Linked DNA regions of Mus musculus: all the other regions are linked to region 2. The links are chromatin loops, found by intact Hi-C in ENCODE. Cell type or tissue: gastrocnemius. All regions are shown on one strand. Each heading gives the region's core, and the rest is flanking DNA. Links, peaks and the distances in the headings are about the cores only.

Region 1 (6,260 bases), core at 890-5,889, 140 kb before region 2:
ACTAAACCCCTGACAAACAGGCCACACCATTTCTTTCTTCCCTCCACTTCATAGCCGCCCCACTTGGCACTGACTAGACCATTCATCCCTCTTACCTGAGAGGCAGAGGGCAGACAGTGGTGGTAAGCACCTGGAGGCAAATGTCTTCGACTCTTGACTCTCTGTTGCGTCCAGAGAAGCCTGAGTCAGTGCGTTCCCACTGTCTTCACATCAGGACATGGACAGAATGAGATGGTTGGCATTCTTTTTTAAGATAAAGCTGCTTTTGTCTTCCTAGGTTCACTCGGGAAACCACTCATGTACGATACCTCAGGACCACATTAGTGCAGCACAGGCACAGAAAACAAACCAAAAGTGTGACTGTCATTTTCCTACCTGGCCATTCATTATCTTATGCCTAGAGGAGGAAGCTTAGCCTAGCTCTTAGAGACTCCTTAACCCCAGCATTAAGGAGACAAAGACAGGCAGGCAAACATGGACAACCTGCTACTACCTAGAGGTGTCCTAGCCCAGTCAGGGCTACACAGTGAGACCCTTTATAAACAGCAAAATAAAACAAAATATTAATTGTCCCTAGGGTGTTATGGTCAATATAGCCTTGGCCTTTGTTTTCCAAACACTCTACTTTAGTTCACTGAAATCTGAGCCTACAGCCCAAACAAGTAACAGTATCACAACTGCCTTGCTCTGTTGCTTCTTCACACACACACAGAGCCTGGGCCTGTGTCACATAGCAAACCCCAAGCCAGCAAGGGCTACTGAGTGAGACCCAGTCTGAAATCACCAGTAATACTGATGGTGGTGATACAAACATTTCTTCTGGTGTGTATGCAAACAAACCACACTTCACATCTATGGGTATCTTAGTCACCAACCAAGGATGTTTCTACTTTCACTTTTGAGATAGGGTCTTAGGGTGTGGTCCTGGCTGGCCTGAAACTATGTGGACCAGACTGGCAGCAAACACAAGATACTTGCCTGCCTCTGTCTTTGCTGGAACTAAAAAGCCCATGTGCCACCACATCTGGCAGATTTTATATTTTTAAATGGTTGAAAACTAAAATATTCCACGGCACTAAAAACACACAGAAGTGTAGCTATAGAGGTTTTTAATTTTGAAATTAAAAAAACAAAAGAAAGGTCTTTCAAGGCTGAAGAGATGCCTCTAAGGACCCACAACCATGCACAACTCCAGTTCCAAAGGATCCAACACTCATTTCTAATTTCCAGACACCTGAATGAATGTGACGCATATATATACATTTAGCAGACACATAAAATATTTTTTCCCACCGAGCAGAGGTGGTGAATGTCTTTAATTCCAGCACTCGGAAGTAAGGGCAGGTGGATCTCTGAGTCTAAGGCCAACCTGGTCTGCAGAGTGAGTTCCAAGACAACCAGGGCTACACAGAGAAACTCTACCTCAAAAAACAAAACAAAAAAGTTATTTTCAAAGTAATTTCTTTTAAACTCAGAATTGGTTTCTATCGATGTGTGTATTTATAAAAGCTTTACAGACTACAACTGTCATAATCACACTATAAGAATCAGGACACACTGCACTGTCCATTTGTCTTGACAGTCATTCTTAATTCAAATTTGATTTCTCATAGGTTACAAACTCCTAAGAAATTTAGATGAAAAGACTAGAGATTTTTAGATTATGTTAAAAATTTTTTACAGGCTTTATTCTAATATCCAAAACCAGAACACTGAGTTTTAACTAACAACAACCCTGTCAGCTTGTGTCCTGTCAACTGCAACACAGAAGACTGGGAATCGGGAGGAGGGAGAGCAGATAGGAGAGCAAAGCAGAGGTGCTTTAGAAATCCTAGTAAGCAACCCTGTAGTCAGAGCCAGTGCAGTGCAGTGCAGTGCAGTGCCATGCTGTGGTAAGCTGCATGTAATGTACTAGCATTTAATTCCCACCACAAACAGGTACACCTGTTTACATTAATACAAAGACTTAACAGATGAAAAATCTAAGGCCAAGAGGCCAAGAGGTCAGGTATGAACAAATCTTCAAACATGTGCATAAAATAAAGATAAATATCAAGAAAAATAAGTTTAGGTCTTCCCACTGGCTCAGAGGACCTCATCACTAATAGGCAGATATGTGCCTCAGAAGCTCCAGTTAACAGCGTCTAAAGAGCAAATAAACAAAAGAAAGAAAAGCCCGCTGGATAACTAATCCAAAAGATTACACCACTGATTTCCTCACAAACCCTTAATCAAAGGAACACCTCACGTGCCTTTATAGGAACAGCAATTTAAGCATGCCATGGTAGCAACCTACACTCCCAACACTTAAGCTAGGTGGAGGCAGTGGATCAGGAATGCAATGCCATTATTTCCTGCAAAGGATGTTCAAGGCTAGCCTGAGACACTCAAAAGTCAAACAGAAAGGAGAAAGGAAATTACAGTGAATTCTTTCTACTTGGATCTTTTTTAAAATTCTTTTTCCTCTTAATTTTGGTAGGTAAAACATCAGGTAGGCATTTCCTGACCTGGTCTGCAGCCATACTTAAAATTCAATTCCTTGTTTCCATTACACTTCTCAAAGGAAGTTATGTTTCAAATAACTCTGTGAATGTGTTCTTACTAAATAAGGGATGAGAAGAGTCAGAACTGTCCAGCAGCAGAAGAATGCATTCTGAAGGCAGCCCTGCCAGAAACATGGATGGATGGACGGACGGATGGATGGACGGATGGACCAACATACAGAAGAGTAGTAACAAGCTTGTAAAAACAAACCCAGCAGGAGAAAAACAAGAAAAACTATAGTCCATCTGCACATCTCTGAGTGAACTACAATTGAGCAGAATGTTGTATGAGCAGCTAAATGGATCTGGCAGGAGTTTACAGAAAGCACTCAAAGTCATATGGCATTTCAAGGTGATTTCCTTCTGGGGCAGGTAAAGAAAACCAGGGTTGCAGGCTAAGCGCCTTGAGGCTTTCCTATCCTTGGCAGCTGAGCAGGAACCACATGAAGAGATGACTGGGTTGGGGGCTGCTGGTGAGGTGGGATGTTTTTCCAGAAGCCAAGCAGACAGTGTTTTGGAAAAGCAGTAGCCATAAACTGCATTTAAAAGAACTTAAAAATATATGAGCAATGGGGGCTGAAATTTAATTTTAGGCTTGATGACATGGAGATTTTCTGTGTAACTCCACTGGACTAATGTCTTCAAAATAAAAACAATTGTTTCCGATGGCCTTATTTCTGGGGGCTGTCAGGTGAAAGGATGCTCCAGAGGGAAACTATGTAAGTGCCAACTACAGACTCACTCCCATGGCTGCTGTCAGACATCATTTTTCCTGGATGCTGACCTGAGATACCAGTTCTCTGCCACATGGATTCCAGAAAAGTTCACAATCATGGTAGCTGGTCATGAAAATGAAAGAAAATGAAAGGGAACAGCACAGACCTTTGGGTAGCCTCATCTGTAAGTGTATGTCATCACTTCTGTCATGCTTGTACTAGTCAGTTGTTAGGTGTGTCATTCAAGGGAGAAACTTATACAAAGAGCAGAGCAGCAGAGGGCAGTGTCCATTGGAGCCATGTTAGAGGGTGCCCACTATAGTTCCTTGGTCAGCACAGAAAAACAGTTAAGAACTTCATGGCCACGAGGTAACTTGACTACAAGCTAAAGAGAGAAGCCTAGAGCAGTTTCATCTTTGAGCTTCAACAGCCCTAGCTGCCTCCCTGCCTCACCCAACTCCTGTGTGCACAGGCCTGTGTATCTGTTGCTGTTATTTAAGAGGACCTAACACAGGGCCTTGCAGGACCTCACAGGACCTATGAGGCAGACACTCTACCATTTAGTTACTACAGTCCCAGATCTCAAGCTACTGGATTTTTAATCCCTGCTTCAAAATACAAAATACTCATTAATCTAACCACCTATAGACCACTATCATTTCCACCTAGGCCAATCAATACCGGTCCCTTCTCCTACTCTTCAGGGGGCTCTCAACCCTGTAAACAAACACTAAAGCAGTCAACAATGTCATCTTTCCCAGCTACTACTGTGTACCTGCCAAGTGCGTCTCACGGCTTAGTTGGGGCACTCCTCCAGGGTTTCCAAGGATACTGAACTCTCCCTATTATGCTGTTGGACACTTCAGAGTGTTTAACACGTGGGTTTAGATCATCATTCACTACCACAAGTCAATAGTGCTAAGGTACTTTGCACATTCTTTCAAAGCCTGTTTTGATAAAAAGTGATAGGAAATCTGTATTAGTTTTCCTACCTAGTCTAATTCTACTCTTGAACAAAACAATGTTGTTTTCACCCACATCAGTAATTCCCAGGATATTTTCTTCTATGGTAATTTTACTAACTGCTGAATTCTAAATGTCACCAAACTCAATTCAAAACACAAGTTTAGGCCAGGTGTGGTAGCAGACATATATAACCGTAGTATCAGTGGTCTAAGGGAGGAGAATTACAAGTCACAAGCAGCCTAGAACATATAAACTGTCACAAAAACTCCACAAAGCAATTTAAACTCAGCTTATTATTATTTTCTGAGACAGAGTTTTACTATTTGGCCCTGGCTGGCCCGGTACTCACTATTTTAATCATACAACCAACAGTAGCCTTGAACTTTGCAGAAATCCTACTGTCTCTACCTCTTAGGTGCTAAGTTTTATTGCTGTTTTTTAATTAAAAAAAAAAATGTGAGCCAGAGCTACAGAGAAACTGTGTGTGTGTGTTTGTGTGTGTGTGTGTGTGTTGCTTACATGTAGGTTTGTATACCACACACATGCAGTTACTTTTAGAGGCCAGAAAGGAGCATCAGTGTTCTTAACCACTGAGCCGTACACTAGCCCCTGTAGCTGAATTCTAACATTTTGAATTACAAAACTCAATAAGCTCAATCACTCTTCAACAATATATCTACAGTCAGAAAGGAGGCAGAGACACAGCTGCTCAGCAGGGTGCATAAATCATCCACTGCTGAACAGAGGTCTATGCTCAATGATAGGCATACCTCGTACTGTGCAATGTGAAAATACTTAATGACAGACAAATCTTAAATTACCAAATGTATTCTAGCTCACAAAACATTTAATTAGGGTTAAATAACTAAAAGGCTTCCCTACATACAGGATACATTTTACCTCCAGCCCCACCTTCCTAAAGATAGGCATTCTATTTTCTGAGAATAGAGATTAAGAATCCCTGGTGAGGGCCAGGTGTAGTAGAACACGCCTTTAACCCCAGCCCTCTGGGAGGCAGAAGCAGACAGATCTCTGAGTTGAGGCCACCCTAGTCTTTTAGAGAAAGTTCCAGAATACCCAGGACTACACAGTGAAACCCTGTCTCAAAAACAAACAAACAAAACCTAATATGTATTTTGCTATAAGATTGCTATCTCACATAAAAAACCTACAAGCAAATACAGGCTACTTTACTGGCTTCCCATCACCAAAGATGCAGATTCTATATTTACAGTCTAACAAAAGATAGCACAGGGACACTTGAGGCATTTCTAGGGAAGAAAACACAGACTAAGAAGGTAAAGGGAGACCCCTGCGGAGCTGGATCTCACTGAAGTATCAGAATAAACTGCTATGTAAGCTTTGTGAAGGGCACTTCAATTTACTTGGAAAAGAAGGTAGAGGATCGGAGAATAAATTCCTATGCAGCTGTGCTGCTGGCTGCCTGAGTTCTGTAAACTTGACTGAAACCTAGAGCTATTTGGGAAAAGGGAACATGACTCTTGTCATCTATGAAGTTTACTCTTGACAACCGCACACAACACAGATCTCAGTCTGTAGTGAGGCCCCATTCTTTAGCTATGAGCCCTGAGTGCTGTAGACTGGACATAGCTGGCTAGCTTCAGGGTTAGTGTGGGGCACAGCCTGACCTGGCTTGTTAACTTCTCCCTGTGTTCTGGAAGACACTGCTTTTGTTGTTGCTGCTTATGATGCAGTTGAAGGGCTGAAGATCTTGGTGCTATCCTTGCTGCGTTTCTCCCTTTCTCAGTGGTATGCTTTTGTTATGCTCTGTAACTGAGATGGTGGTGCAAGGTGAACCTTCTCAAACTGTAACTTCCTCTCTTTTCTTGTCTCTAACATTTGTGCTTTCTGGAGATCCTCTAACATGGTTATTGGGACTCTGGACTGATCTGATTCCCCCTTGTCTCCCTTTTTTGTTCTAATTTTTTAGAGAATTCTTATAACTCTTACTCAGAACTATTAATTCCTGTAACTGTTTCTGCTTCTGACAGTAGTATGAATGTTATTAAACCCT
Region 2 (6,260 bases), core at 627-5,626:
CTTATGAGCACTTCCTGTAGAGATTCAAGTTGTCAGGACCCTTGTTGGTAGCTCACAGCCACCTGTAACTCCAGTGCCCTCTCTGCTCTGCACAGGCACATACACTGCATATTACAAACACAGAGACAGGCTCAACCATCTGTAACTCCAGTGCCCTCTTCTGGTCCGCACGGGCACCTACACTACATAAGACACATACACAGTCATGCACATTTACATAAACAAAAAGACACCGTTAAAAAGAAATTTTAAAACAGGAAGGGAAGTGGACTTGACTATCTACAGTTTGGTATCTTTGGGGATCATGGATTCAGCTATCAAGGAACAACTATGCAGCAGACCCCGTTTTAAATGCCTCACAAGGGTTTAGTTCACAACTTCTTTGTCACCTTTGACCTCTTTCCTAAATGAGACTTTTAAATGCATGAACAGTAATAGAATTACGGAAGGAAGCCATACAGAAGAGGCGGTTTAAGCATGAGTCACACTGGTCACATATTTACTTTGTTATCAGCACGTTAAATTACCAGATGTCATAGCCCGTGTAGTGCACACTATATTTAAAGTAATGGTTGCGCGCCTACCAGTTAGGACATCTGCAGCAGCTGTAAGTGCTTCTGAAGCATCATCAGAGGACTGCTAAGACTGTTGGGGTTGAACTACTTCTATTTCTGCCTAGATACATAAAGGAAGATGCTGTGGTCGAGCAGGGCATGCAGAGATGAAGATACCACTTCAAGTTCACATAGTTCCTTTTCGTTACTAACGGCTTGCTCCTAAGCTCCCCACTCTCTATTCCTTCCCTCACAGAAACCCCTCTCACACGCAGACATTGGGCACAAAACAGACAAGAAAGAGGTTGGGAGGATGGAAGAGAGAGGAGTTGCCTGGATTGCTTTATGTCAACTTATAGAAGCTTAAGGTATCTGAGAGGAAGGAACCTCGATTGAGAAAATGCCTCCATACAATCAGGCTGTGCCCAAGACTGGAAGACATTTTCATAATTAGAGTTTCATAGGGGAGGGCCTGGACCCTTGTGGGTGGTGCCACCTCTCAGCTGGAGCTCCTGAGTGCTAGAAAAAAGCAAGCTGAGCAAGCCATGAGGAGCAAGCCAGCAAGCAGCACTCCTCCATGACCTCTGCATCAGCTCCTGCCCCCAGGTTCCTGCCCTGTTTGATTTTCTACTCTGACTTCCTTCCATGAACAGTGCAGGAGAAGTGCAAGCCAGGTAAACTCTTTCCTCCCCACATTGTTTTTGGTTGTGGTGTTTGATCGCAGCAATGATAACCCTAACTAGGACAAGAACAATCTGTTGTTCTTGTCCTCACCGGTTTTGGGTTTCATGCAAACAGTAACATTCCATGTACCTGACAGTGGATGGTGGCTGTTTTTAGACTCCCACATCCAGACTCATGGTGTCTGCCCAGACACAGCAGCACCGCTGGGCACTGTCCTCTTGGCTGCCACAAAAAGGTATCAAAGGTTTGGCGGTTTAAAATAGCTGAAGTGTGGGGCTGTGGAGATGGCTCAGTGGATAAAGCGATTGCCTATAACCTCATCACTGGTGGGAGGCAGAGACAGAGAATCCCCGGAGCAAGCTGAGTGGCCAGACTAGCTGAAGCACTGAGCTCCAGGGTCAGTTGCAGTATGTGGACCTGGGTTTGGATGCTAGCACACATATGGCAATTCACAACCTTCTAATTCCAGTTCCAGGGATCCGACACCCTTTTCTGGCCTGTGCAGGCACTGCATGCATGTCAACCACATGCAGGCAGGCAAAGCACTCATACCCAGGACCAGCTAGCTGTCTTACCTTCCTGCTGCTGTGCCTTCCCCACCGTGCTTGACACATCCCGGCTCCCCCGCCCCCCTTTAAACTGTGAACCAAATTAGGTTGCCTTTGTAAGGGATTTGCTGAGAGTGGTTCTGCTGCATTCCAGGCAGGTGACTTGAGCCTCCTATTTCCTTATCTGTAAAATGGGCATAACAAGGGCACCTGCCTGGCCAGGTGTGGCCTGGATCGAGTGAGATGCTGTAAAAGCGTGTGTGGGTGGATGGGTGGTGGTGAAGATGATGTTGATGATGTTGGTGGTGTAGTTGCCCTGGTTATTAGTCCAGAGGACTCACCATTGCATTGATTACAGTACAGAAAGGGCTCAGCTTGCAAGGACTAACCAGACTTGGCTCTTGCAGGCCAGAATCTAGTATATGGCACGGAGATGCCTGGCAGCTGCCAGGAGTCCAGAAAGTAGAGTTCTGCAACTGCTGGGAGGGATGGTTGAACGGTTCACCAAACAACACTGGCATCAGGTAGCCTTTTGCCCCCACCTCCAAAGAGGTAGAAAAGGTGACAATAGAGGTTTTCCATTCCGTTTTTTGTGCCTGCGATGTGCGCACAGAGCCTCAGGAGGTAAACAATCCACCTCCACCAGCTTATCTACCAACTACGTTTTTTTCCAACAGTGCCAGCTTTAGAATCACAACTGCAACCAGGACCCTCTAGCATCCTGTGGAAGTCACTACCTCCCAAGCCCTTAAACCTTTGAAATGGCTTGTTTAAACGCGTCGACATCCTTCGGGTGCCTGCCTCCAGGAAGGAGGGAGAAGGCTGTGCAGTGATTGGCTAGGAAGTGGGCGGAGCCACTGCGTGACTGCTTGTGTTCCACCTCCTGTAGAAGTCCTGGCTGTCCGCAGGGAGGAGGAGGGGACTAGGGCAGCTCCACTGGGCGTGTTGCCTAGGGACACTTAGAAGATTGCAAGAGATTTTAATTTCTTGCTTAAGAGTCAGGGTCAGAGTCCCGTCTTATCTTAGTGGTTTCTGTCTGAACCTTCCAATGCCATCGCCCTACCTGTAATAGGTCGATAAAGTTAAATGGGAAAAAAAAAGAATTAGCTAATTATTTAATAAATGAAGCTGTTGCTTGCAGGTCACAGTCGACGATCCTGCTGTGTCATCCGTGGAGGGCTGAGTCAGCCCTGCCTCAAACCTGAACCCAGTGGACCGGGATCTGTACGAGGCTCTCTAGCTCCACCGTCTGGCAGGGGAGCGCAATGAGCTTTGCGACCGTGAAACCGAGACACTGTTAAGGATAAAAACAGGACTAAACCTCACCGAGTAGTTCATGTGTCCCTTTCCCTTTAACTCTCTATCCTCCAGCTAGATCCGTTTACCGGAGATCTGGGTTTCTGCTGATTGCTTTACAGAGCCCTCTGCCCCCGTGCTCCCCCAGGACTTCAGGCACGCCCTTGGCCAGAACCCAGGCGCCGCCTAGGCTCTCTCTTCACTTCCTGCCTCCTAACTCTCAAGAGGGGCGGAGCTGCTTTCTAGAAGGCAATTTGAACCTGGGCTTTTTTTTTTTTTTTTTTTTTTTTTTTTTTTTTGGTCATCACAATAAAGGGGAGCCTTACTGGCATTTAGTGGCGCTGACCCGCCATGCTGGACATCTAGTAGGATAGTTCATATTGTCTTAGGAGGTTTTTCAGATATCCTGCTGGACATTTGTGTAGGTGAATGCCATGCATTAACTCTCAGAGCTAGGACCAGGTCTATTCCATTTATAAACATAAAGGACTTTCTGTAAGACCCTCCTTTCTCTCTCCCACCGTCCTTTACTTCATTTCTTGCTACCATTCCCACCCCGTTCTTATTTTCTGCGACAGACTCTTGCTTTGTATAGTCCAGAGCTAGGACCAGCTCCATTTTATTTACAAACAAGTTTTTTGAAGGTCCTTCCTTCCTTCCTTCCTTCCTTCCTTCCTTCCTTCCTCCCTCCCTCCCTCCCTCCCTCCCCCTCTCTCCCTTCCTCTTTCCCTCCCTCCCTTCCTCTTTCCCTCCCTCCCTTCCTCTTTCCCTCCCTCCTTTCTTTCCTTCTTTCCTTCCTTCCCTTATTCTTTCTATGGAGCCCATGCTGACCTGAAACATGTAATCCTCCTGCCTCCGTTTCTTCCCAAGAACTGGAACTGCACTTATCACCGTAGCCAGATGAAGCTTTTATTACAACAAAATCTATACAATATTCCAGGCACCGTTTTAGCCATTTCTAAGTGAACAACATCAGTGGCTGACTTGTATTCAGAATGCTATGAAACCATCGTTTCTGTCAATCTCCAAATCTTTTCCATGACTCCAAACAGAGACAGGGTAGTCAGTAATCAGGAACTCCCATCCTGCCTCCTCTAGCCAGGGCTTCCTCTGATCTACTTTCAGTCTCCGTGAGCTTGTGGGTTCTCAGTACCTCAGGTGAGTGGATGCGGGCAGTGTTTGGCCTTTGTTTTGTTGACAGCTTAAAGGAAAGTTGCCACCACTGCAGATATAGCTCCATGCCTGCTGTTTGAATCATAGTAAAATACAAATGTATCAGTCTGCGCTTATAGCTGTCTCAAGCCACATGGCTGCTTGCATCTGAAACAGGATGTTTTATAACATAACTGTCCGAATATTCACATATCCGAATATGTATTATTTTGTATGTTCTTATTTACATTTTTATACTAAAACTTGTATGTGGGTAGCATACTGATTTAACTTTAGTAAAAGTACATTACAAAACATTTATTACAGAAAGAGACACAGGGTGTGGTGGGGCTAAAATTTCCAAACAACCAGTCCTGAGATCTGGGGTATATCTCTGGAAATGGCATGCTATTAACTTCCTACGACTACTACCTGTCTCTGGAAACCTGCATGGTTAGTCCTCATTCCTCAAGCAGTAAATCTCCAAACTATCTCTTCTGTTGACTTTTGGTCACTCTCTGCTTTCTGTGGCCTGGGAAGTACAGTCAGTCAGGGGCCTTTATTTCTGTGTTGTCAGTGTTGGGCACTGTCCTTACTACTACCATTCCTGGCTCACAATAGGCACAGGCATTATAAAGAATTGACAGGGAGACTTTATTTTTTAATATTTATTTTTCTTTTAAAAGATGTGTGTGTGTGTGTGTGTGTGTGTGTGTGTGTGTGTGTGTGTGTGTGTGAGAGAGAGAGAGAGAGAGAGAGAGAGAGAGAGAGAGAGAGAGAGAGAGAGAGAGAAAGAGAGAGTCCCTGCAACTGGAATTAAGGCAGTTGTGAGCTGTTGTGTGAATGCTGAAAACCGAACTTGGGTCCTCTGCAAGAGCAGCATGTGCTCTTAACCACTGTGCTATCTCTCCAGCCTGAGAAAAGATCCCTTCTAGGCCCACAATTAAAGCCAGCAAGTCAAATAATGTGTGTATACATGCACACCCGTACACACACACACACACACACACACACACACACACACACACACTCATGACTTGAAATAGTTTTCTGCTCTTCACCTGCTGAGCACTGTCTCCTCATGAGGACTGCAGGCTCATCCATGCAGAGCTCCAGATGAACTCAGGGCTTGGCAAACGCTTAGCATATGCTCTGTGTCGAACTGAACTCCCAGACTTTAAAGCTGGGTTTTCAGCATCCAATAAAACAACAGACCCCAGCGCAAGGCCCCTGCATTTCACACGTGGGAACCGGAACCACACTACGCTTGCTTCCCACTGAAATTTATCTGGTTGGGAACACTTGAATATTGATTTTTTTTTTCTGCACAAAAAGGCAGGAAGTGTTACATATATTGTTTCCTAGCCAGCCACCTCTTTATTATTCCTGTTTCCTTGGCCTCAGAGTCTTTCTTCAGAGTGCATGATGCCACGCCTCTTTAAATGAACTCCAATTTGCCAGGTGGTGATGACACACACCCTTAATCCCAGCACTCAGGAGGCAGAGGATGGTGAATCTCCGAGTTCAAGGCCAGCCTGGTCTACAGAGCAAGTTCCAGTAGCCAGGGCCACACAGAGAAATTCTCTCTTGAAAAGCAAACCAACGAACAAACAAAGCTCCTATCTGGTTGCTAAAGATCAAGCACTATTTCTTGACTTTACAGTGGTGCGATGAGCTTTCCATGCGACCATTTATTTATTTTTTCCTATTCCTATAGAATGTTCCATAGGTTCTGTGAAATCCTTTGTTAGATACAGGGCTTTGTGTGAAAGGGCCTGGCTTGCCTGAAGGCCAATGCAAGCTGAGAACGGATGGCAGTAGACTACATTTTGGATCTAGACTCTTTCTGAAAGATGCTGTGTTGAGGTTTGGTTCCTAACCTGTAGCATTATTGGTAGGTAGTGAACTGATTAGTAGGTAGGGCCTAATGGAAGGAGGTTAGGTCACTGAAATCATGCCCTCGACGAGTGTATTGGAACCCAAGCTCTTCCTGTGTCTTTGTTTCCTAGCTGTGATGAGATGAGCA
Region 3 (6,260 bases), core at 827-5,826, 72 kb before region 2:
AAAATTGAAAATTTTTCTTTGTGTATGCATGTGTGTCTGTGTATGTATATTACCTGTGTGCTAGTATGAGCAGAGAATAGAAAAGGGCATTGGAACCCGTGGAGCTGAGGTCACAGCCAGTTGTGAGCTCCCCAACATAGGTTCTGGGACTTCGTGTCCTCTGCAAGAACAGGAAGGACTGAGCCATCTCTGCAGCTGCCCGAGTTTGTTTGTTTGTTTGTTTGTTTGTTTTTGATGGTTTGAAACAAAGTCTCACAAGTAGGCTGGTCTGGAAGTTACTATGTAGCGGAGAACGGCTGAACTTGTGTTCCTCCCGCTTCCTTGCTGGTCAGGATTATATGCTTGCACCAACCTATTTGGTAAACTTTTGTAAATTCAACATCGATACTACCTGTCCACCTGCACAATTTATTCAACTACTTTCCAATGCTCAAGTCATTTTAGTAAACTTCAATTCTTCATTACTGCCCAGGACCTATTTTTAAGAGCACGCAGATTCCTATCCACCCCAGAAGCCATTCCTGGCTTGGCTCCCTCTACTGTTAGTTGATATATACCCACAGAATGCCAACGCGTTTTATTATTAGCCTGTGAGAGACCCAATTAAGAAGGAACCACAAACGTTTTATTTTTAAAACTAGGATGTGCATTGGTTTCAAAAGCAGTTTAGGAATGCCTTCTGCAGAGAATGAATGGAGTCAGGTCCCTTGCATTGTGGCTTTCTTTAAGCAGAGGATACCAGTGCTAGGGTTACCCACTGGTCTTAGTTACTTTTCTATTGCTGTGAAGCACTCAGGGAACCTGCCTCAGCTGGTAAATCTCTTACAATGTGAGGATGAGTTCAGGTCCTCAGCACCTACATAATTCCAGAAAAGCATGCCGGCTCATCTGTAATCCCAGTGCATGGGAGACAAAGACAAGGGATCATTCCCAGTGCAAACTGTCTAGTTTGGTTAGCCACATAGACAAGCTGAGAGACCCCGTCTCAATGTATAAGGTGGCGAATGACTGAGGGAGACATCTCAATATTCAGCATCAACCTGTGGGCACCACATGCATACCCACACATGTATATGTGCATCTATACATATGTGAACATACATACATGCATACTGCATACATGTACACATACATGCACACACACACATACATGATGAAAAGTCTAGGACTCAGCATTTAGAAAACAAACTAATGTAGAAGGTGATAGAACCTTTGGGAAGTGGAGCCTAATGGGAAGTCCTTAAGCCCCCTGGGCTTGTAACTTTGAGAGAGATTATGGCACGTTATTATTCTCTCTTCTTCCTCCTTTTCCTTGTTTTCCTCTTTATCCTAGCCTTGGGGTAAGCAGTTTACTTGATCACACCCTCTCCACCAGCATCTCCTCATGACACCCAAAGCAATGGGCATGTGTGATATTGGACTCAAACTTCCCCAAAGAATCTTTGTTCCTTATAGGTTTGCAATCTCGGTTTTTTTTTTGTTTTGTTTTGTTTTGTTTTGTTTTTTTTGCTTAATGAAAAATGGAACATTATTTCTTGACTCTGGACAAGGCCAGCTTCTGTAATTATTTTACTATAGACAATATCTACATAGCTGCAACAATTATATTGCTTTAGAGTTTACATTAGGACTTTTGTTGGGGATGTGGCTCAGTTGGTAGAGTGCTTGCCTTGAATGTGAAAAGTCTTGGGTTCGAGTCTTAACAACACATAAACTGGATGTGTTGGTCTGTGCCTGTAAGCTCAGCTCTTGGGAGGCAGAGGCAGAAGGATCAGAAATTCAAGTCATCTTGTTTATCTAGTGAGTTTAAGCTAGCCTGAGCTACATGAGACCCTTGAGCTACATGGGGCGGGGTGGGGGGAGGAGAGAGAGAGAGAGAGGTGGAGAGATATACATATGTCTCCGAGTTAAGAGGGCTTGCTGCTCTTCCAGAGGACCTAAGTTCAGTTCCTAGCACCCGTATCAGGCAGCTCACAACTGCCTTTAACTCTAGCTTCAAGAGATCCAACACTCACTTCTGGCCTCCACAGATACCCCCAAATGACATCACATATTCTTTCATATTCATGCCTCATCCCCTCACTCTCCCAGGCCGGCTTCAAAGTCACTGTATATATAAAGGATGGCTTCAAACTCCATATCTTTTTTTTAAAGATTTATTTATTTATTTTTATCTATATGAGTACACTGTAGCTATCTTCAGACATACACCAGAAGAGTGAATTGGATACCATTACAGATGGTTTGTGAGCCACCATGTGGTTGGTTGCTGGGAATTGAACTCAAGACCTCTGGAAGAGCAGTGATCTTGTCCGTAGGTCTAGTATTATAGCCAGCTAGACAGATGGATGTCACTTGCTACATACTTGCACTGTGCCCAAGGAAGTTCTCCGACTCTCAGACTTCCCACCTGAAAAGTGACAGTAACTATATTTACCAAGCAGCAAGATTGCAGATAAAAATTCAATGAAGTACCTAGCTGGCCACAGAGGAGTGCTCCAGAAAGAGATGCTGTTTTTATGAATATAATTGTCTTAATTTTTTACAAAGAGATTTCTATAATGTCTTAATGTCTCTCTAGAGCGTTCAGGTTCTAGCATTTGTACTGTCTTCCAGTTATTAGGTCCAAATTAGCTATGTAAGTCAAGCCTGCCTCTTAGAGACTATTATTTCTGACTAAAGATATTTAAAAGTTTGTTCCTTTAATGAATTGCATGATTTCAAGAGCTGACAGCTCTTTGATCTAATTTTCTGACAGATTATGCAAGAAATAAATATTGTATTGAAACCCTAAAGCTAGTCAATTCTTGCCTCTCTCCTTCTTTCTCTCTCTCTTCTTTACCCCCGCCCCCCTCACTGCACCTCAGCTCAGCAGCTTCAGAGATAGAAGACACCCCAGGGGACCACAATTTATTTCAGATTTGGGCCCAGACGGCCGGATCTCCAAGATGTTTGTGTTGTACTTGTTGGTCTTGGCCTGGCTTATTCCTTACCTGTTTCTATGGCATTCTCTCTATCAAACTTCTTCTTTATGGTGTCTGGCACAATGTGGGATTCCAAATATGTTCTGTGGGCCAGATGGCTCACGAGGGGAAACTGGGGTCAAACTGGACAACACTCAGGGCAAAGAGGCATGACTAGGGCTTTCTCCAGCTGCAGGCAGCAAGGCAGATGGGGGAGGGCTCCGGGATCCCATGGGGTTTGGCTAGCTTGGCAGTTCTCTTTTTGTCCTCTCTCCAAAAGATGCTCCTGGGAGCCAATGGGCAAGCTCTCCGTGTTCATTTTGTATCCTGGGAGTGAGCACAGAGGCTTGGCAAGGGAACATTAGACCCGTAATAATAATGCAGTTCTCTGACATTAAAGTGCAAAACTATTTTCCGTGACAGCTTAAAATTAATCACCGCCGCTTGCTGCCATAGATACCTCTCCTTTAAGCAGTGCCAGCATTAGGACAACTATGAAGGCAGCCACATGGCTCCCAGGGAAAGTCAAGAAATAAGCAGAGAGGTTCCACACAGCTGATTTTCTACACATCTGCTTTTGTCCTGGTGAGGGGTGCTTTGTGCAAACACAGTGTGCTAAGACACTGGCAATTGATCATGCGAGCGAGCTGCCATTGACAATTGCGGTGAGATTATAAATGCATCTGGAGCTCTTAGTGACATTGATGAACCACCAGAGCACTCCTGCTGTGCACCGGAATGCTCCGGAAGTTATTGCTCATTGGCTTTGAACTTGCAACAAGGGAGAAGAAAGAAGCCTCTGCATCCATCACTTTGTCTTGCTGGCGGAAATGAATAATCAAACAAGCAAAGGCAACCCAGATAAGCCCCGAGTGCAATTATTCAGAGCAGAATTAGCTCTAACTGGTATTAATATTGTTTTGGAGTGCTGGGGATTGAATCAGGGTCTGAGCACACCAGGTAAACCCTTCAGGCAAACCCTTCACCACTGAGTTACAGCCCCTGCTTATTTCAATATTTCTCTTCCCAAATCAATTCATCTTTATGCTAATGAGTTCAAATTGTCTTGGAGGCTAAGTGATGAGTGTGGGACCCCTCCCTCACCTTTCTGAGTCCCTCTCTGGAGAGATAGCCGTGTTCCTCACTTGTGTCCTTTAAGGAGCTGTTCATTTTTAATTTTTGAGACAGGGGATCTTTATGTAGCACTGGCTGTCTTGGAACTCACAATGTAGACCAGGCTGGCTTTGAACTCACAGTGATCCTCCTGTCTCTGTCACCCAAGTGTCGAGATTAAAGGCATATACCACCATGTCTGGCAAGAATTGTTTTTAAACTGGACATGATGGCTCAAACCTGTAATCCCCAAATCAGAGAGATGGAGGCAGGAGGATCAGGAGTTTAAGGTTATCCTTGGGTACATAGCAAGTAGAAGGCCAGCCTGGGCTACATGAGACCCTGTATCACAAAGCAAATAAGGGGCCTGGAGATGGCTCAGCAAGTAAGAGCACTTGCCTCATAAGCCTGACAAAGTGAACCAGTGCCTGAAACAAAGGAGAGGTGGAAGAGGACCAACTCTGGAGAGTTGCTGCATGCGTCTCTGGAGAGTTGCTGCATGCGTCCCATTTGTGTGCGGTGCTTCAGATCTCACTGCATTCACATACATGCTTGCACAAGAAAGATCAAAGACAAAGTCTGAGGCCAGCCTGATCTACAGAGTGAGTTTCGGGATAGCCAGGGCTACAGGGAGAAACCCTGTCTCATAAAATAAAAAGCAACAAGAACAAAATCAGAAACAAAAGAAATGACTTGTTCGCATGCAGCCTGGATGTGTTTCGTGGTTTTGATATTTCTCTCTTTTACAGTTGGTTCTTGTAACCCTCTCCACAGCAGGACCTAGAGATCTGCAGTGTAGTTTTGAATGGTACATGGTATTTCTTGTTGTTCATTCACGTCTCTGTGCTGCTCACTAATGACTCTGGCTACTTAGGGATTTTAGCTTATTTGGTTTGCTATTCCAAACAACCCCAGTGGCCACATTTTTGGTATTCTTCTCTCTTTATTTTCTCCTTCTTGCCTCCATGTAACATCCCTGATTGTCCTGAAACAGGACAGCTCTGTAGACCAGGCTGACCTGCAAGTCACAGAAATCCATCTGCCTCTGTCTCAAGAGTGCTAGGATTAAAAGCTTGTGCCATCACACCTGGCTTGTTACTTGTCTTTTATGTACACTGTGCAATCTTATCTGTAAGATAAGTTCCTAGAAGTGTAATATGCAGGTCAAAGGGGATGCGAAATTTAATCTCAGAAGGTTATTGTGAAATTGCTTTCTCCATAAACAATAAACATACCAAATACTTTCTCCACGCCATGGACTGTGAGGGCATGAGGGCTAGAATTCTGTGTGGTCCTTGGGGGGGCTGAAGAGATGGCTCAATGGTTAAGAGTGTGTGTTGTTTTCCCAGAAGATCTGGGCTCAGTTTCCAACACCCACACATTAATGTACAAACTTCTCTGAGTCCAGTTCTGGGGGATCTGATGCCCTCTTCTGATCTCTGAGGACAGCAGGTATACATGTGGTCCATACACACAGGTGCAGACAAAATACCCAAATACATAAAGCGAAGGGACCGTGAAACAAGATGTATCACTGGTTGAGAAAGGACCTTTGTGGGTCTAAATTCAGGAGAGACAATGAGATACTGGGTATGTGGTCTCCGTTCTACCGTGGCTGCTCTACTTGGAGTGAAAAGCAAGTCAGTGACTCATGCTGTGTGGTCACTAGGCACAGAGAATAAGCCTTAAACACCTTAACAGGCAAAAAAAAAAAAAAAAAAAAAAGAAATCCTTGGCGCAAAAGTTAATTGACACAGTACACAATAAATGTTTGCTGGTTTGGGGGAGAGATGGTTTGTAAGTATATAGCTCCTGCTCAGAATGAGAACTTTTTTTTCACTATTGGAATCTGGCATGCCAAGCCGTGGCTAGAATTGCCATAGTTCTCAGCTCCTTTATCCTCCCAGCTCCCCATCTAGCCCCCCCCCTTATTAACTAGGGTCCCCTAGGATGTATGGTTTGTCTAATCTATGGGTCAGAAGAACTTACAACGTGCCTAGATGGGTCAGAGTGTGTTGAGTAGCTACCAAAGCTAGTGTGACCTGTAGCAACATCTTGGGTGTGTACCTGTGACCGAATCAATTCCGGTTTTTCAAGTAGCCAATCAGGGCCTGGCATGCCTACGTTAGGCAGTATATCTTTTCCCTCTGGAGGTATCTGTTTGTCTAAGAGCACCAGACAACT
Region 4 (6,260 bases), core at 623-5,622, 120 kb before region 2:
CATCACTGAGTCACTCTAAACCCTTTAATTCTTTCCAAGTTTCCAGTCTCTCATGTGAGAAAGGAATAAGGACCACCAGAAAACAAAGGTAACAGAGGCTGGAAGCACAAGTGTGCCAATGACTTTCTACAGGACTCACCACACCACGCACACACTGGAGACAAATGTCACCACACAAGCATCTCCTAGTCAACAGTCTTTGGCCTACCACCACCTGAAAAGAAATCCTCAGCACAGCACTCTATGGCAGCAGAGGAGAACCACAAGGAAAGGTTCCACACCTAAAGAAAGGGGTACACATTTTCAGACAACCAGAAATACATACTCTTCTTTGACTTCTATTTAGAAAAATCCCACTAACTTTATTGGGGAGGCAGAGGCAGGCGGATGGATCTCCGAATTCAAGAACAACCTAGTCTACATAGCAAATTCAAAGCCAGCTAGGGACAGACAGGCAGACAGACACAGACAGACAGACAGACACACACACATCCTCTCCCTCTCAAATACACACACATACACACACAGAGTCCACAAACTATATTAAATATTTCTGAGCAAAGAATCCCTTTTGAGATTATTTGTCTCTATCACAAAAGATCACCTCAGACTGCACGCAAGACCTTGACATTTCAAAACTTTAGATACGTTCTGAAATAAATTAGCAAGTTTCTATCTCAAAAAAAGTCCCCACAGTAATTTGTTCTATCTTATCTGTCTTAACCACACGCACAAATCCCTGCAGCACAGTAAAGTGAATCATGTGGACCAGCAGCCATGTCGACCAGTGCCACATCCCAAAGCAGTGGAGTTCAAAAGAACCAGAGCCCCCCACAGAGTAAGAGGTGCTGCTGGGAGCGGTTCTGAGCTAAGAGCTGCTGGCCTCTGTTTCTCTGTTTTATCGAAAAATAACACATAAACATGAAGACCAGTCATTTATATGTAGAATGTATGTAACAAAGACACCTTAGTCACACAAACCTTAGAGCACTGACTGCTGGACATCTACTTCATTAACTCAATGAAAAAAAAAAAGATAAGCAAGACATAAGAAGATATACAGACTTTTCAGAAAGGTGATTTTTTTTAAAGCTATCATCCCACCTCTCAGAAAGCAAACACAAAACACTGAGTTCCTTCAGCACCCAGGACTTTTAAGTCGATAGTCGTCACTGTTAAAATGTCTTACCTTCTGCTACGTCATCATCTACTGCTCCTTTCACCTGAGAAAAACACCACTGAATATCATTCCCTCCTCCAGCTCCTGGAAGAAGAAAACATAGCAATTAAAACTGAGCTCTGTTCTGTTTACGCTTATAAACACAGAGATGGTTCCCGAGGCTGGCATCATAACTCCCTATGTAACTACCACTGAGCCCACAGATTTGGAACCAAATTGGCCTCCAATAGTTGGTAGTGTATTAAAAACAAGTCTGCAGGTACGAAATATCCAAAGACATACAGCCTACCAGTAATTATCATCATACAGATATTTAAAACCTCACTTCCACTTTTCCCTCTCCTTAAAGACAGTCAGAACCTTTCAAGTTAAAACCTACCAGGAAAAAACAAAAACAAAAACAAAACCAACCAAAGCACCAAAGTTAGTTTTCCTTTAAATGTACAAAAGGCCTACAAAAGAGTTATAAGGCTAAACTACCATGAAATATAGAACGAAGAGAAAACTTCGGGAACATTACTGCCTGAGAGGATGATTCATGTGGACTAAGCAAACACAACACCCATTTCTTTGCATTCGTTAGGAGCAAATCACTGGTTGCAGACAGAGGAAAAGGGGCGGAAATGCACGCCTGGGAAGAGATGGTCAAAGGAGGCTGCTCCTGCCACATTCACCTACTGCATCCAAAGGACCCAGAAAAAAGCAACCTTATTCGTTGCTCATCTCCTACAATACAGTTCCAATTATCATTTCATTGTTCAGCAAGGTCAAAGGGCAGCCTGTTTATATAGCAAACTGTAAACCAGTCCAGCATAACTTCTTTAAAGGTTCTATTATCTATGCAAATATTGAAAAGAAAGGAAAATTGGTTTAATCTCCGACACTCACTGCTCAGCACTGAAGAGGAAATGGGGGGATGGGGGCACCCCGGGATTTCTGGAAAAGAAACTCAATCTCAATCCAGAATTACTCTATGAGAGGAAGGGCTTCAAGACTAAATTGTACAAAGATAACCGACTCTCAAACGACATTAAACCTCGCTTTTCCTTTACCCATTCCTTGCTAAATTATTCTCAATCAGGCTTTCTCCCCCCGCACCCCCCCCGTCCCCCCTCAGCAAGGTTTTATAAAATCCCTCTCCCTTTGGCTATTTATATCGGCGAACTCCACAACTATTTTAACTCCAAGAAACCCTTCTGGGAAAAGGACATCTGCCCAAACGCTACCGTGCAAAATGCAAAGTTTAAATTACCTTTCTCTCCCACCCAGCCCCCACCCCAATCCTTGCAACTTCTATTAAAGGCTTAGCATTCGTGAGTGGCAAAAAAATAAGACACGGGAAGGGAGCAAAATCGAAAACGAAATTCAGGCTTACACCCTCAAAACCTGACCTACCCCATTAATGTTTGTGTGGTGCTGGGGGTTGGGGGGGGGGTGACCGTGAGTTGGGGGGGTGGGGGTATGCCTCCATTGTATTTTAACTTGCAAAGCTGTCTTCCTTCTTATCGGTCCAGAATACATTTCTACAGAAAGGTTCTCAGTAGACCGGGAAGAGGAATGAATATGTAAGGAAGAGCGGAGGGAGCAGGGTGCAGAGGGGACCCATCTGCACGCCTGCACCCGCCCCACCCACGCCGTCTCCCACCCCCAACGCACCCGTGCCGTGTTCCTGTAGTGCCAGGCCCCGGGCCCGGCCTCCAGGCCCCACAGTCCCAGCTCAGTGCCAGGCCCGCCCGCCCGCCCCACACTCGGCCAGCGCCCCAGGCCGAGGCCCCGCCACCACGGTCGCTAGGGGGTGACGGAGAGCGCGCAGAGGAAGCGGCACGGCACCCTGTCAGCCGCCCAAGGGCCGTTTCTTCTTTACCTGCCATGTCGCGCTGCAAATGGTGACCCTGCCGGGCTCGTCGGGGTCTCCGCGACCGGGGCTCAGCCCCCACACCTGGGGATGGGGGGATCGAGGGCGCGGATGGAGGCGGATGGCACCTGAGGGGGGAGGGGACCGGGACCGGGGCGGAAAGGAAGCGGCCCGGGTGGAGCGGTCGGCAGGATGGTGGCGTTCACTCAGGGGCGTCCCGTCTCGTGCTCCTTCTCTCGCGGTGGAGACGGCAGCGGCGGCAGTAGCGGCGGCGGCGGCGGTAGTAGTGGCGGCGGCAGCGGCGGCTAGGACAGCGACGGCGGCCGCGGCGGCAGGGACAGGCGACTCCACTTTCAAAATGGCGCCCGCTGGCTGGCCGGTGACGTCACTTGAGGGGGCGGAGCGTCTTTGGGGCGGGTCGTGCTGTGTTAGCCACGCCTCCTTCTTGTCTTGCTTTCGCCCCGCCCCGCCCGCTAGGATCCTTGAGAAGGTCCCTGTACAGAGCTAGAGCTGCACTTAGTTTGCTGTGGCTGTGGGCTGGATGTGCCAAGCCGCGGTGCCCAAGTGGCCAAGGCCTGGCCTGTCTGCACCTCTCACTGTCCCAAGCCGTAGAGCCAAGGCCGGAACTTTGGGATGGCCTCATATGTTCACTTATGCTCAACCACATGGTGAGCTGGCCCTCTCGAGAGAATACCCCTTTTGTTGCTCCAGTGACCCTGTGGGTGAGCCCCGGAGGCACCAAAATTAAGGGAGAGTGATGCATACTTGCCACTGCCTGCCCAAGGTGAGAGTTCACTGAGCCCAGAAGGACACAACTGGACTGGTTCCATCTGGGTGAATTAGGTTACCTTCCCATGGACTAGAGCCCTTGGCTACTGCGAGCAGTTAAGAATAGCTCGCCACAGAAATTGGATGTTGTGAATGCCGCAAAAAGTAGCCAAGGTCTTTTCAGATAAAAGTGGTAAAATCAATGATTAAGAAGGTATGTTCTGCTGGGCAGTGGTGGCATACACCTTTAATCCCAGCACTTGAGAGGCAGAGGCAGGCGGATTTCTGAGTTCAAGGCCAGCCTGGTCTACAGAGTGAGTTCCAGGGTAGCCGGGGCTACACAGAGAAACCCTGTCTTGAAAAACCAAAAGAAGAAGAAGAAGAAGGAGGAGAAGGAGGAGGAGGAGGAGGAGGAAAAAGAGGAGGAGGAGGAAGAGGAAGATATGTTCTTCTGGCCGTGGTGACACATTCCTATAATCTCAACAGCGCTTGTATTCATTTAAGAGGTTCTAGAGTTCAAGGACAGCTGAGTTTGAGGCTAGCCTGGGCTATCTATAGAAGACTCTGCCTAACATACATACATCAAACACATGCAAAAAATTAAAATAAATCCATTTAAATGTAGCCTCTTCCAGTCAGACTCTCTGACATTCCCCCCCCCCTTTCCTATTCACCTTTAACTAGGTCAAATGCCCTTTCTTAGTAGTGCCAAGCTCTCCTCCTAGAGAGAGGGAGGGGAAGGAGGCAGAGGCAAGCAGATTTCTGGAGGTCAGCCTGGTCTACAGAGCTAGTTCCAGGACAGCCAAGTCCACACAAAGAAACTCTGTCTTGAAAGACAGAAGGAGGGCTGGGTAGATGGCCTAGTGGTTAAGAGCACTGACTGCTTTCCCAAAGGTCCTGAGTTCAATTCCCAGCAGCCACATGGTGGCTCACAACCATCAGTAATGGGATCTGATTCCCTCTTCTGGTGTGCCTGAAGACAACAACAATGTACTCATCTTAAAACAGTTAAAAAAAGAAAGAAAGAAAGAAAGAAAGAAAGAAAGACAGGAGGAAGAGGAGGAGGAAAGAGAACAACAACAAAATGTGTCAGGTCCAAAGGAAACTTCCCAAACTGCAAAAGGCAGTTCAAATATCCAGAAATGAGCTCAGCCTGGACTATAGGAGGATTTCTGGAAGTTAGATTAAAAAAAAAAAAAAAAAAAAAAAAAAACAGCATTCTTCAGGAACTTGTGAAGCCAGGGGCCCTCTACCAAAAATGTCATTTCCCTCACTTCTGGCAAAAAGGAGATATAGCTACCTACGTTGCCTAACTGTATATCAAAGCACATGCTGGTATCCCAAGATCCTGTGGCACATTTCAGTCCACGCTAGTGTCCTGCCCTTCTTACCTCTCCTCTACTGTAAACTCCAGCCCTCGGGTGTTTCTCTCCCAAGCTACTCCTCCTTATGACCCTGCTATTCTGGCTGTTTCCTCTATATTTTATCCTCTGCTATTATTCTTCCCTCTCCGGCATGTTCAGTCTGTGCTCTGGACTCTTCCAGATGCCTCTGGCCACTCTCTCATATCTACAACAAAACCCTCCCCTTAACCAAACTATGAAGCAGTCATGTTGTCAGTTTATACAAATAGTCTCATAAAGTATAATGCACTTTTCTGTTTTCTTAAACCACATTAAAATGATCTCAGTCTGTGTCTGTTATTAGACAGAATTCTTTGAGGCTAGGAAGTATGTTATTCATCTCCCTATCACTAGCCACATAATTCATGGGACTAATGGATGAATAAATAAGTCTTCTGGATTGGGAAGAAAAACCACTTAAATGTTGGCTCCTTAAGGTTTGCTGAACTGTAAATATTTTCTCTCTCTTTTTTTAACTTTTAAGATTTCTTTAACTTGTATGAGTCTTTCGCCTGCATGCATGTGTGTGTACCATGTACATGCCTTGTGCCCTCAGAAATCAGAAGAGTGTGTCACACCCCTGGAACTTGAGTGACAGATGGTTGTGAGCTGCCATGTGGATGCTGGGAATTGAACCTCAGTCTTCTGCAAGAGCAACAAGGGCTCTTCACTGTTGAGCCAACTCTCCAGCCCTCATTCTTCTTAATGCCAGGGGAAAAAAAAAGAAAGAAAGAAAGAAAAGAGGCATTTTAGAAGTCATCTTGGTGATCTCACCTACATTTATTAAACAACCAACCCCATTTGGTAAATAGGTAAATTGCCTGTGCGTGCATTTGCTGTAGTTATTTCCCATGGTGTCTTCGAACCTGTTTACACACTACTCAGGAGATGGGGTATCCCAATAGGATAATGTTCTCTTCTTGTACATGATCTTGAAACTTTTGTTTGAATTGGTTTTGAGTTTTGTTTTGTTTTGAGACAGGGTCTTGCTCTGTAGCCCTGACCTAGAGCTGTGTAAATAAGGCTGTCCTTGAACTCACAGTGATCTGCCTAC
Region 5 (6,260 bases), core at 687-5,686, 230 kb before region 2:
GCTTAAAAAACAAAATCACACCCATGTAAGAAGAGGAATAAAAATTTTAAATGCTAGATTTTAAAAAAAAATGAAACTAATAAGATAAGTCAAAACAGCTGTGGCGGGCGGGGGGGGGGGAGCTAAGATTCTATTCTGCACATAGTTTTCTGTGCAGTTATAACTGTGTGAGAGGGAGAAACTGCCCGTAAGTATTGCAGCAGGGGACTCAAATAAACTTTTTTGAGAATTGGGAGTGGGGTAAAAAATTTGTCCAGTAACAAGAAAAAACTGCATGAGGGCTGGAGAGATGGCACAATGGTTGAGACCATTTCCTGCTCTTCCAGAGGACTTGGGTTTAATTCTCAACATGGCAGCTCACAACCATCTATAACTCCAAATGTCCTCTTCTGGCCTCCACAGCCAATGGGCATGGATGTGGTACACAGACATAAGTGCAAGCAAAACACTTACACACATAAAATAAAATTTTTAAAAAAGGGAATCTTTTTTTTAACTTGGAAAAGAAAAGTGAATTGACAAGATTGAGCTATAAAAGGGCATAAAGAATAAAACCACGTATTAATTGTTTTGACACAATAAAGTAAAAATACTACTAAAAACAGTTAAAAATAAAATGGGAGAAGAGGAAAGAAGAAACTAGCGAGGAGCATCAGCCCAACTGTGCACTTTGCCCTTTCTGCAGTCATTGCCTCTACTGAGCCACTACCCTGCAGATCTGATGGCTCCCGGAGTCGCCTCCTCTTTATGGCTTGCCTTCTTTGTACACTGGGGGCCTCTGCTGGCCACACGTAGCTTTGCAGTGTGGGAGCTGAGCAGGTGTCTGTGCTCCAGGACAGCCTGACTGTAAGCAGCCCCTGGGGTAGTTCATGTTCTAGCTGTGGGGTGTATCCTGAGTATACACTCCAGTGGGAGAGCAACCACAGCGCTGAGATATGTTCAAGCCGAGACCCCGTCCTCATGGCTCACAACTCGCCAAGTACAGATCTCCCTGGGCCGAGGTCAGCGGTAGGTATAGAGTATTATACCTATATAGGTTGTATAGGTAGGTATAGAGTATAGGTGACTCTGGGAGTTGACCTACCTGCTAACCTCTGGCTGAGGGTTGTCAAGTCAAGAGTTTTCTCTGCTGATGGCCACTGCTTGCTAAGCTCTTCTCTGTGCCTCCTGCCCCTGTGCGTCTCAGCCTAGTTTCTTTTCAGTGTTACCTGTGTCTTCCTGTTTGTGTACACTCCCCCCCCTTTGCCGGGTGTATGTGTGCACTCACATTCGCGTATGTATGTGCATGCATATTTGTGTGTGACTTCATGTGATATGTCACAGTGCACGTGTGAGGATCACTTACCAGCTTGGGGTTGGTTCATACTTTCCACACTGTGTGATACACAGTGCTTGCTCGCTGGTGCCTAGCTGGCCCACACACTTCCAGGGATTCCCTTGTGGCTGCCTACCATCTTGCCTTGGGAGTTCTTCAATTACAGAAGCACTGTGGTGTCCTGCTTTGTGTGGGTACCGGGATCCAAACTCAAGTCTTCACACTTGCACAGAAAGTGATTAACCCACTGAGCCATCTCCCTAGCTAGATGCCGTTGGTCTCATGCCAATTCTTTGCCTCACCCAGCTTCCATGGAGACTCTTCTTCATATATGTGTGTGTGTATATATATATTCTTTTATTAGATATTTTCCTTATTTACATTTCAAATGTTATCCCCTTTCCAGGTCTCCCTTCTGGAAACCCCCTATCCCATCCCTCCTCCCCTGCCTCTATGAGGGTGCTCCCTCACCCACCCACTCCCACCTTCCTGCCCTGGCATTCCTCTACACTGGGGCATCCAACTCCCTCAGACCTAGGGCTGCTCCTCCCACTGATGTCCAACAAGGCCATCCTCTGCCACATATGTAGCCAGAGCCATGGGTACCTCCATGTGTTGGTTGGTGGTCCAGTCCCCAGGAGCTCCAGGGGATCTGGCAGATTGACACTGTTGCTCCCTGCATGGGGCTGTAAATCCCCCAACCCCTGCACCTAGCTCCTTCAGTCCCTTCTCCAACTCCTCTATCGGTCCAATGGTTGGCTGCGAGCATCCACCCCTGTATGTCAGGCTCTGGCAGAGACTCTCGGGAGACAGCCATATCAGGCTCCCATCAGCAAGCACTTCCCGGCATCCACAATAGCATAATAGTGTCTGGGTTTGGTGACTGAATATGGGATGGACCCCCAGGATGTAGAGAAAGTGGAACACTCCTCCATTGCTGGAGGGATTGCAAGCTGGTACAACCACTCTGGAAATCAGTCTGGTGGTTCCTCAGATAATTGGACATAGTATTACCGGAGGATCCAGCAATACCTCTCCTGGGCATATACCCAGAAGATGCTCCAACTTGTAATAAGGACACATGCTCCACTATGTTCATAGCAGTCATATTTATAATAGAAGCTGGAAACAACCCAGATATCCCTCAACAGAGGAATGGATACAGAAAATGTGATACATTTACACAATGGAGTACTACTCAGCTATTAAAAACATTGACTTCATGAAATTCGAAGGCAAATGGATAGAACTTGAAAATATCATCCTGAGTGAGGTAACCCAATCACAAAAGAACACACATGGTATGCACTCACTGATAACTGGACATTTGCCCAAAAGTTCAGAATATCCAAGTTTCAATTCACAGACCACATGAAGCCCAAGAAGAAGGAAGACCAAAGTGTGGATGCTTCAGTCCTTCTTAGAAGGGGGAACAAAATACTCACAGGAGGAAATATGGAGACAAAGTATGGAACAGAGCTGAAGGACAGGCCATCCAGAGACTGGAGACTCTTCTTAACAGCACTTATGAAAGTCTTGCTCTAGAGGACCTATCGGTGAGGCTACTTGTCCATGGACAACAGGCTAACCTGCAGAGCCTGACTGCTCTCTGTGATAAAGCAATTTACTGCCCTCTTAACATAAGCAAGGGCCTTTTCCCCTACACATCCTCGCCAGCAGGAGGAGCAAGAGCACCCCACTGTTTTATTCTTACTCACTGGATTACTGGCTCAGTAGCTTCTCTTGGACGTTTACTGCAGTAGAAAATAACAGTTTCGTCTCCCTTCAATGCTATCCTTACTTATCCTTATCTTTTCTCAGGATTGGTCTCTGTTTACATTTTAGGCAGCTTTGTTCTTCCCTAGTCTGTGTGCTTCGGACTATATAAGTGCACTGGCTACTGTTTTGCCCTTGAGCAGAGGTTTTGATATGTAACAACTGTCGTGACTTTATTTCTAAGTAATTCAATTTTAAGTCCCCCTGCCCCGTCAATTGGTAGGAGCTTTTATTTCATATTCATTTGTTGCTTTATATACTTGTTACTTTAAACAACTCAAAAGTATACACTAATAAAAAAATCAAGACAATCTCTCATTCGTGTGGCTAAATATAAAAATTTCATGTTTACCTCCAACTCTTTTTACAAGAAGCAAACACTACGAATTCTTATAGGCTTGTTCATAAATTACTCTGGACATTGTCATTATTATTCGTTGTTACTTGCTGTTATTTGGTTGTGATCATCCTGCATTTTTAGAATTGAGATTTTCTTTGATATCTGGTGATCAATTTCTTTTTTAAAAAAAGATTTATTTTTATTTATGTGTATGTATGCGTGTGCATACGGAGGGGTGCCCAAGGCCAGAGAGGGCATCAGATCCCCTGGAATGGGAGTTACAGATGACAGGCACAGTGGGCGTGCTGGGGAATATACTAACCCTGGTCTTCTGGAAGAGAACCTGTGTCCCAACCACTGAGAGATCTCCATGGCCCCAGGAGGTATAGTTTTAAAAATAGATTTTTAAAAAACTTGTAATTTTAATCTTGAATTCTATTTTTGTCCGGTCTGAACAATATTTCCTTAAAAGATCCTTTTCATACAATTTAAATTTTTTATATTTATTTCTTTGCCACGCTGGGGAAACCCCAAAGCTGTGCCCACGTAGTTAAGAACTCTTCGTCTGAGCTTCACACCGAGCTTCCATCAACTGACAAATATAAATTATAGGGTACATACTTATGGGGTACCATGTGACATTCTGATGCATGATAATGTGAGGTACCTTGTCATGTGTGATGTAGACTTTTTCTACAGCCAGATACTCTTGGATTTCAGAGAGGCATTTAAGAAAACATTTAACCTCACTTCCATTTATTGAGATTCCTGGTGTGGTTAGCACATTCCTAATTTTCTTTTATGTTTGATTCTTACTGTACTTTTCTCTCCCTCTTTTCTGACTTTTGTCAGATTACGGTGCTCTTCTAATGACTTGGACGTTCTGTGTTACGGTTCCAGTTTTGTGCTGGTACCCTCTCACTTTAAACTCCGGGGTGTTTTGTTTTAAATCAGGATCTAGCGATGATCAAACTATGCCCATCCTCTTGGATACCCTGCCTGGGGGTGACAGGGAACCGAGCATCCTGAGCAAAGATGCTGTGCCCGCCAGTGTGGTTCTCAGCCGCATTCGACAAAATGAAAAGAGAAAGAACCAGGAGTCAGGCAGCAGGTTTGCCTTCTGGCTCACAAGTGGGGTCCTGGTGGCCAGGAGCCAGGAACCACCAGGAGGCTACGGGAATTACCAAGGCCCAAACTGAGGACAGGCCATAAGTTACTTGTTTTAACATGGCCTGGGAAGCGTGACTGAGAGGAAATGACTGTTGAGAAGAAGGGTTTTCCCTCACAGCATGTCACCGGGGGCCATCTGGTCGGGAGGCAGAGAGAAATGGAGGCAGGGAGCTTTACTGTGGTTAAGTGGGAAAAGCAGCACGCACTGAGGACTGGCAAGCCTTGGCAGCTTTGTCCACTGCTGCCTGGGGCCTGGCCTAGTGATGATTAGGGCAGAGCTGGATAACCACCAGTGAGGGGGCACTGGGTGATGGGGATACGGACTTTGGATCAACTGGTTTGAAAGTTGAAATCCAAACCTTTTGGATTGTCTCTAGGGAGCAGCTGGCCCCGAGAAGAACAGTCTTTCAGGATCATCAAGGCCCCAGATGGAGCACCATCCAGAAATAAGAAGGCAGTTACTATAAAAGTCTCATTAAAGTGGGAAGGCTGACGAGGACACAGGGGCAGGCAAAGATGCTGCAAAAACGGAGTAAAAACTGGCTGTGGTAGGGGCCTACTGTACTGGCTGGTTTTGTGTGTCAACTTGACACAGGCTGGAGTTATCACAGAGAAAGGAGCTTCTGTTGGGAGCCGCGCCCAGTTGGGGAAATGGCTCCATGAGATCCAGCTGTAAGGCATTTTCTCAATTAGTGATCAATGGGGGAGGGCCCCTTGTGGGTGGTGCCATCCCTGGCTGGTAGTCTTGGGTTCTATAAGAAAGCAAGCTGAGCAAGCCAGGGGAAGCAAGCTGGTAAGGAACATCCCTCCATGGCCTCTGCCTCAGCTCCTGCTTCCTGACCTGCTTGAGTTCAGTCCTGACTTCCTTTAGTGATGAACAGCAATGTGAAAGTGTAAGCTGAATAAACCCTTTCCTCCCCAACTTGCTTCTTGGTCATGATGTTTGTGCAGGAATAGAAACCCTGACTAAGACACCCACTTATTCTCTAAAAGGGATCTTGGGAAATAGTAAGCCCACAGGGGCTGAGAAGATGGTCCTGTTGGTCCTGCATGCCTCGTAAGCACAAGGACCCGAGTTCACCCCCAGGAGCCCAAATAATAGGAAAACAGAAGTGCTGGTGTGTGTTTGTAATCCCAGCTCCAGAGAGGCAGACAAGTGGATCCCTGGGGCTTACTGGCAAGCTGACCAAGCCTAACTGGTGAGACTCAGAGCAGCGAGAGACCCTGCCAAAACCCAGAATGGCTAAGTCATGAGGAATGGCCCAGGCTTGAACTCTGACTTCCACATGTAGACAGGCACCTACACACACACATACAGACACACACCACCACCACCACCACCACCACCACCACACACACACACACACACACACACACACACACACACACAAAGCAGGCCACAAAAGACCAAACTCAGCTCCCCCCACCTCAGGTCACATAATAGTAATATTAATAGTGACAGTAATAGTAACACAAGAACAAATATTTCCAAAAGAGTTGTTATTGTTGTTATTTTGGGTCTTGGTTGGTTGGTTTTTCGAGACAGGGTTTCCTTGTGTAGCTCTAGCTGTCTTGGAATTCTATCTGTACACTAGCTGGCCTTGAACCCAAGAAATTTGTCTGCCTCTGAGTGCTGGGATTAAACGCCACCACCCGGCT

Evidence for each region. A loop is a pair of places that touch in the nucleus more often than their neighbours do. Peaks named below come from ENCODE experiments on the same cell type or tissue, not always from the same donor. Only the 100,000 strongest peaks of a DNase experiment are listed, where the experiment ranks them.
Region 1: it touches region 2 in a loop (5-fold over the local background); 22 of 42 quality-filtered maps call a loop at or near these places.
Region 3: a loop joins it to region 2, with 2.3 times the contacts of the local background. A loop is called at or near these places in 3 of 42 quality-filtered maps.
Region 4: a loop joins it to region 2, with 7 times the contacts of the local background. A loop is called at or near these places in 18 of 42 quality-filtered maps.
Region 5: a loop joins it to region 2, with 9 times the contacts of the local background. A loop is called at or near these places in 9 of 42 quality-filtered maps.

Annotation. Positions count from the first base shown.
Region 1 is chr14:67,047,142-67,053,401 of GRCm38, forward strand. All of the region lies in intron 2 of Ppp2r2a (protein phosphatase 2, regulatory subunit B, alpha), which reads right to left. Among named protein-coding and RNA genes, the nearest start is that of Ppp2r2a, 22 kb to the right of the region's middle. In gastrocnemius, for the core only: a CTCF peak has its summit at 3,519 (motif pointing right); a DNase peak (open chromatin) is centred at 4,063; H3K27ac peaks cover 4,395 bases.
Region 2 is chr14:67,185,871-67,192,130 of GRCm38, forward strand. Gm30438 (a long non-coding RNA gene) reads left to right here. Exons shown (of 8, transcript XR_874742.2): 8 at 2,928-3,342. Among named protein-coding and RNA genes, the nearest start is that of Gm30806, 13 kb to the right of the region's middle. In gastrocnemius, for the core only: a CTCF peak has its summit at 3,035 (motif pointing left); DNase peaks (open chromatin) are centred at 2,666, 3,045 and 3,217; H3K4me3 peaks cover 1,371 bases; H3K27ac peaks cover 2,044 bases.
Region 3 is chr14:67,113,324-67,119,583 of GRCm38, forward strand. No RefSeq gene overlaps it. Among named protein-coding and RNA genes, the nearest start is that of Gm52123, 31 kb to the left of the region's middle. In gastrocnemius, for the core only: no CTCF peak of the experiment used is centred there; a DNase peak (open chromatin) is centred at 3,195; H3K4me3 peaks cover 382 bases; H3K27ac peaks cover 1,744 bases.
Region 4 is chr14:67,069,046-67,075,305 of GRCm38, forward strand. Ppp2r2a (protein phosphatase 2, regulatory subunit B, alpha) reads right to left here and starts at 3,426. Exons shown (of 10, transcript NM_028032.3): 1 at 3,045-3,426; 2 at 1,190-1,264. The coding sequence starts at 3,051. In gastrocnemius, for the core only: a CTCF peak has its summit at 2,987; DNase peaks (open chromatin) are centred at 2,106, 3,038 and 3,426; H3K4me3 peaks cover 3,503 bases; H3K27ac peaks cover 4,093 bases.
Region 5 is chr14:66,952,533-66,958,792 of GRCm38, forward strand. No RefSeq gene overlaps it. Among named protein-coding and RNA genes, the nearest start is that of Gm24258, 15 kb to the right of the region's middle. In gastrocnemius, for the core only: CTCF peaks have their summits at 778 (motif pointing left) and 2,990 (motif pointing right); DNase peaks (open chromatin) are centred at 775, 1,964, 2,986 and 4,659.